Regions from separate parts of the Homo sapiens genome. Here region 1 is linked to region 2. A link is a loop called in an ENCODE intact Hi-C map of the cell type or tissue named here. Cell type or tissue: dorsolateral prefrontal cortex. All regions are shown on one strand. Each heading gives the region's core, and the rest is flanking DNA. Links, peaks and the distances in the headings are about the cores only.

Region 1 (2,917 bases), core at 278-2,777, 46 kb after region 2:
GTTGCCAGAGTATCAGAGCTCCACAGTTAACCATAGGTTCACCATAAGCTAAATAATCATGCACAAGGGAATTGTTTGCTTAACTTTTACTCACCCACCCTCATGTGAAAGAATCTACAGATTCCTCTCCTCTTTAAAAAAGAGCTACTATGGCTACAGGGGTGTTCCAATGTCTTTGGAAAACCTGTAAGGAAAGATATGGGTGAAGGAAAGGAATTCCAAAACCTGCTTTATCTCTTCCCCTTGTTTTTCTTATATTTCCTGCTTGAAGTACAAGGCCAATGTGTTTTGGTGGATTTTGTTTTTGTAAATAGGGAGGCTACTGTGGCAGCAAGTCAGCCAAGTCATAGGGCTTCATCTGAGAGCCTCAGTCTGTCTAAAGTGTTTGGGACTATTGAAGCCGAAAATATAAATGTCACCCACTTACTATTATGTCCTGCAGATAAGAGGGTGAGACGGTCTTACCAGGGACCAGAAAATCACCTCTTAAGCCACACTAGACCCACCATGGGTGGCAATAAGGAACAGTTTTCCCTAACCCAGCTAGCTCACTGCCTCCCAGGTAGGCCTGCATGCTTAGGGCATAGGTCCCATGTAGGTGGGGGCCTCTCACCTATAACTGTTCCTCCCCAAGGCTCCTGAGCTCATAGGCCCATTCAATTCTCTGCTCCCTTCTATAGTGCACCCTCTTTTCCTTGCCAAGATTTTGACACTTGCCTCCATTCCATGTCCCCTAGGATAGAGCTGGAGAGCGTTTAGGGTCCATATGGATGAATGGCAGGATGAAGGTCAAGCATCTATTTACACAGCAATCAAGCCATTTCCCTGGTGAGAGTGCACGCCTTAGTAAAAATCATCTGCTCCATTATGCTAAAAGGGTCTCTGGCTCTTTTCTCCCCTCCTTTGAGTTACATTATAAAAAGATCTTCTTCTGGCCTCTTAGCTTGATGGGTAGCATGCCCTAGGGAAGGGGAAGGCAAGGAACTCATTCTGTACATCAATACTTCCCATTTTACAGAAGCCTGCCTTGTTTGTTCCAAGAAACTGAATGTCCATGGAAAAAAGTTCCCCCTATAAGCAGACCTCACCTTCTCTCAGGTATAGCAGGCAAACTCTCCATGCAAACTCGTGTTTCCATCTTTAGGGCTCTGCTCTGACCTCCTTATGGCTAAATCTCCCTTTGCAGCTTGTAGACTGGCACCAATCCAATGGAGAAAACTTGGTCCTTTTTTTCCCCTCCATGAGCCCAATAAGCTTCTTTAATGATTCTAGTGGTGCTTCGGTCAATGATTCTAGTGGTGCTTGAGAGAGCCAAGAACAGGCTCTGGGGTGAAACAGACAGCTGGCATCTGTGAGCCAAGAAGGGCTGTGCAGCAGTTCTCTAATGGATTTGTTGAAGAGAGGATATAAAATACGGGGCAAAGTCCGAGAAGGCAGAGAGGGAGAGCTGGGAAAAGACAGCAGATGTTGTAAAGATACTCTTTCAAGTTTCCTGTGCACTAGGAATCTGCAGATGTACGTTGGCAGGGCTACAGTCAGAGTGCAGCGGGAGGCTGGGGTTTACACATCTGGAAATCATTTGGTAGAGGGCAGAGTTCAAATGCTTTCTGCTTCAGCTGCCTCAGACAAACCTCGCCGTGCAGGCCGGGGCTGCGTGAGGGGCTGGCCGTTCACAAAGAAGTCCCTCTGGCCCCACTCTTGTGGAAGCCCTACCTAAGCTGGTGGGTTTTCCTCTGTGTTGGTTCAGTCACATGGAAAAGTTGAAAGCATTATAAAAAGAGAGAACAGGACTGGGGAAGGAGGGAAGCAAAGAAGAGAATGCATCACAACTGAGAGAAGCCTGGCTGGAAATCAAGAAACAAAATGTACTTGGACCAAATCCAGTGCATGAGTTCACTTGAGAGCAAAGAACACCATTCAGGAGAGGGGAAAAAAAAAAAAAAAAAGCCTTTTCTGTGCATAGTAACACCCAGGGATCATGCTCACACCACATTTACTTTTCTCAGAAATCCCTGTACATTTTGCCTTCATTTATTTCAAGAATGCGGAGGGCTCTCTTGATCCCGAGGGAATTACTTACTTCCTTTTGAAGGATTTATGGGGTTCTGCTGAGAGAAAGAGCAGGTCTCCCAGGGCCAGGTCATCACCCCACTGACCTACAGCCTCCTGCTGTCAAATTGAGACGTGGTCCTCCCTCCCAGAAGGGAGCCAGGTCAAGCCAGGGGCTTTGCTCCCCTCAGAGGAGAAGCACATCCTCAGGGTGAAATTGGGTCCTGGTTCAAAGTTCCTGCCGTGCTCAACTGTGCAGATGATATGGCTTGCAGCTGCTCACAGGCTTAGCGTGGGGGCCATGTACTCATGTTTGGCAAAGTGACCTTTTGAGGGGTGGTAATGAGTGAAAGGTGCGGGGCATACCCACGTTGGTTAATCTGATCCAGGACCTCAGAAGGATCAGAGTCCACCTAAAAGGATGAGTAACAAAATACAACAAAAAATATAGTAAATGCCAAATATGAGATAAAACAAGTTTAGACAGAGCTCCTCATAATCCTCATGCCCATAGCCTGCTTATCTTTCCATATCCTCTAACTTGAGGCATGTGTCTGCTATCCCCACAGTTGCCCAAGCCAGAAAAGACCAGGTCTCCCCCTTTATCACCATGCATATCCAACTTGGCCACTGGGCCCTGTTGATGATACACCCTTAGCATCTCTTGAATGTTTTGCCTCCACCCCAATGCCACCACCCTCAATAGCTCTGGCCTGACCACCGCAGCTGCCTGTCAGTTTGTCTCCCTGATGCCAATCTTGTCCATTCTCTGAGTTATCTTTCTAAACCTAAATCTGAGCGTGCCTCTACCCTAAATGGTCCAATAGCTCTCCATGGCTTTCAGGATAAAACTCAGCCTCCTGAGCAT
Region 2 (2,917 bases), core at 304-2,803:
CTTGTTTTGTCTGTTTGGTTATTATTAATTTTTTTTCTAAAATTCTATATTTTTAATAAGTAAATATTGAAACAAATTTATATCATTGTATATCATTCTGAGTGCATTTTGGATAGTCATAAGAACACATAAATGCCTTTTCACACAGTTATAATTAATGTGCACAAAATATTTTTCAATAAATATTATGTCATATATATCATGTAATTCCCTGAACTTATATGTTAACATTTCAGTAATTGTATGTAACAGTAATTTTATCTGTTTTTCTGTTTCGATATATCTTATGAAGGTGACAACCTCCTACCAGAGACAATGGCTCATTGGGTTATTGTTCCTTTTTTTAAATATATGTTTTTTTTTGTTTTGTGTTTTCAGATAGAATCTCACTCTGTTGCCCAGGCTGGAGTGCAGTGGTATAACCATAGCTCACTGCAGCCTTGACTTTCTGGGCTCAAGCTATCCTCCTGCCTCAGTCTTCCAAGCTAGGATTACAGTTAAGCACCACCACGCCTGGCTAATTTTTTAAATTTTTGTCGAGATGGGATCTCACTCTCTTGCCCAGGCTGGTCTTGAACTCCTGTGTTCAAGCTATCCTCCTTCCTTGGCCCCCCAAAGTGCTAGGATTATAGGCATGAGCCACTAGGCCTGGCCCCTTTTTAATGTATTAATCAGTACACCTCATTGCTATGGGCATTTTTAAATAATCATTCTTTTTCATTTTTGTAATATGTTCCTCAAAGTGTGTGTGTAACTTTTATTACACCATGGCGGATGACTGCTCAGAAGACTAGAACAACAGAGAGCCTCTAACAAAGCAATTAATGGGCATGTGTCCCTTTAGCCTATTGGGTTGGATCAGTTACAATTATTGGTAATTCAAGTTGCTTTCATTTTCATTTCCTCTATTTTCAAGGCTACGTATTTCTTCCATATAATGTTTCATTTACTACATTTCCTCTATGTAAACCATCTGTTCAAATCCTTTGAGAGTTAGAAGTGAGTTTGTATGAGAAACAAGAGGAGACAAGGAGAGGCCTAGGATATGGTTGGGCTTATGGGGTTCTGACAGCCAAGGATAGGGCCGCCTTCCGTGTGACCCATGTCCCAAGAGGAAGTAGAAGAAATCAAAGGAATTCTATGCCAGCCAGCCCCACTTCCGCACAGAAAGCCAAGACCTACACCCAACAAAGGGAAATTCCCCAACCTTTTTGCCAGTTCACAAATCACAGAATAATCTGCAGGAGCTGGCATTTTGAAGGCATTTTTAAGCATGCCTCACGGCTCCTGAATAAATCCGACCATGCCCACTTTGCAAAGGAAGGAGCTGAGTCACAGAGGGTTGGCTGACTGACTCTGCAGGGAGAGCCCCTTAGTGGGAGAGCTGGAGGCAGGAGGCAAAGTGTGTGAATTCTTGTACTGGGCTCAGGGAGATGGAGCTGCTCTGTCCCTTTATTGTGTCCATCAAGAAACAGACAACCAATTGTGACTTCCCCAAGCCCCACAAAAGAGCAATTTGCTGCTTTGCCAACAGTGAGGCCTGAATAACTGGCCCTTGTGCTGAGAGTAGGCTAAACCCAATCCTCTGCACCAAGCTGAGAGCAGCCTCAACAGGCTCCCCAGCCACATCACATGCAAACTGAATTCTCTGGCTGGTGAAAAGTCCTCCAGCATAGCTAGAGATGGCTTGGATATGAAAGGCGGAGTCATTAGGTTGTCCATTCCCTCCATGTTCCAGAAGAAGAAAATGAAAAATCATTATGCATAAAAGCCACATTTTTAAAAAAAATTAATTCTAATTTCTGAATCACATATTGGATTCATTGACTTTTCAGAGGCTTATAGGCAGTATGAACACATCTGTCAATTGAGCTGATTCCCTAGTTGCTTAGCCAGCTTTTTGCCTGACATCCTTGTAAGTTATAGGATTATATTATTAGTACCCAACAGACTGACAGACATTTGACAATGAATAGATGTTTTCTAAAGAAGCTAGACACTCTAAAAATCTGTTTTTTTAATGTTCTTTTTTTCAACTTTTATATTAGTTTTAGGGGTACATAGGCAGGTTTGTTATATAGATAAATTGTGTGCCACAGGGGATTGGTGTACACATTTGTTTCATCACCCAGGTAATAAGCATAGTACCCAATACGTAGTTTTTTGATCCTCACTCTCCTCCCATCCTCTACCTTTAAGTAGGTCCCAATGTCTATTGTTTTCTTCTTTGTGACCGTGTGTATTCAATGTTTATCTCCCACTTATAGGAAAGAACACGTGGTATTTTGTTTCTATTCCTGCATTAGTTTGCTTAGGACACTGGCCTCCAGTTCCATCCGTATTGCTGCAAAGAACAAGATCTTGTTCTTCTTTATGACTGCATAGTATTCCATGGCATATATGTACCACATGTCCTTTATCCAGTCTACCATTGATGGGCATTTAGGTTAATTTCATGTTTTGCTATTGTGAATAGTGCTGCAACAAACTTACACATGCATGTGTCTTTATAGCAGAATGATTTATATTCCTTGGGGTATATACCCAATAATGGGATTGCTGGGTCAAATGGTTGGCCTGCTTCAAGTTCTTTCAGAAATCTCCAAACTGCTTTCCATAGTGGCTGAACTAATTCGTATTCCCACTAGCAGTGTATAAGCATTCCCTTTTCTCCACAGCCTTGCCAGTATCTGTTGCATTTTAATAATAACCAATCTAACTGATGTGAGATGATATCTCATTGTGGTTTTGATTTGCATTTCTCTAATGATTAGTGATATTGAGCATTGGTTCATATGCTTCTTGGCTGCATGAATGTCTTCTTTTGAAAAGTGTTCATGTTCTTTACCCACTGTTTACTGGGGTTGTTTGGTTTTTGCTTGTAAATTTGTTTACATTCCTTATAGATTCTGGATAT

What was found. Hi-C counts contacts between places; a loop is a spot of excess contacts. Peaks named below come from ENCODE experiments on the same cell type or tissue, not always from the same donor. Only the 100,000 strongest peaks of a DNase experiment are listed, where the experiment ranks them.
Region 1: a loop joins it to region 2, with 2.3 times the contacts of the local background. A loop is called at or near these places in 15 of 110 quality-filtered maps.

What each region holds. Positions count from the first base shown.
Region 1 is chr5:67,267,337-67,270,253 of GRCh38, reverse strand. TILRLS (TCL1A interacting lncRNA, retroperitoneal liposarcoma associated) reads right to left here and starts at 2,232. Exons shown (of 3, transcript NR_186086.1): 1 at 2,081-2,232; 2 at 718-961; 3 at 72-184. In dorsolateral prefrontal cortex, for the core only: a CTCF peak has its summit at 1,818; DNase peaks (open chromatin) are centred at 1,613, 1,813 and 2,325; H3K4me3 peaks cover 1,743 bases; H3K27ac peaks cover 2,500 bases.
Region 2 is chr5:67,313,838-67,316,754 of GRCh38, reverse strand. No RefSeq gene overlaps it. Among named protein-coding and RNA genes, the nearest start is that of TILRLS, 47 kb to the right of the region's middle. In dorsolateral prefrontal cortex, for the core only: no CTCF peak of the experiment used is centred there; a DNase peak (open chromatin) is centred at 1,514; H3K4me3 peaks cover 702 bases; H3K27ac peaks cover 2,500 bases.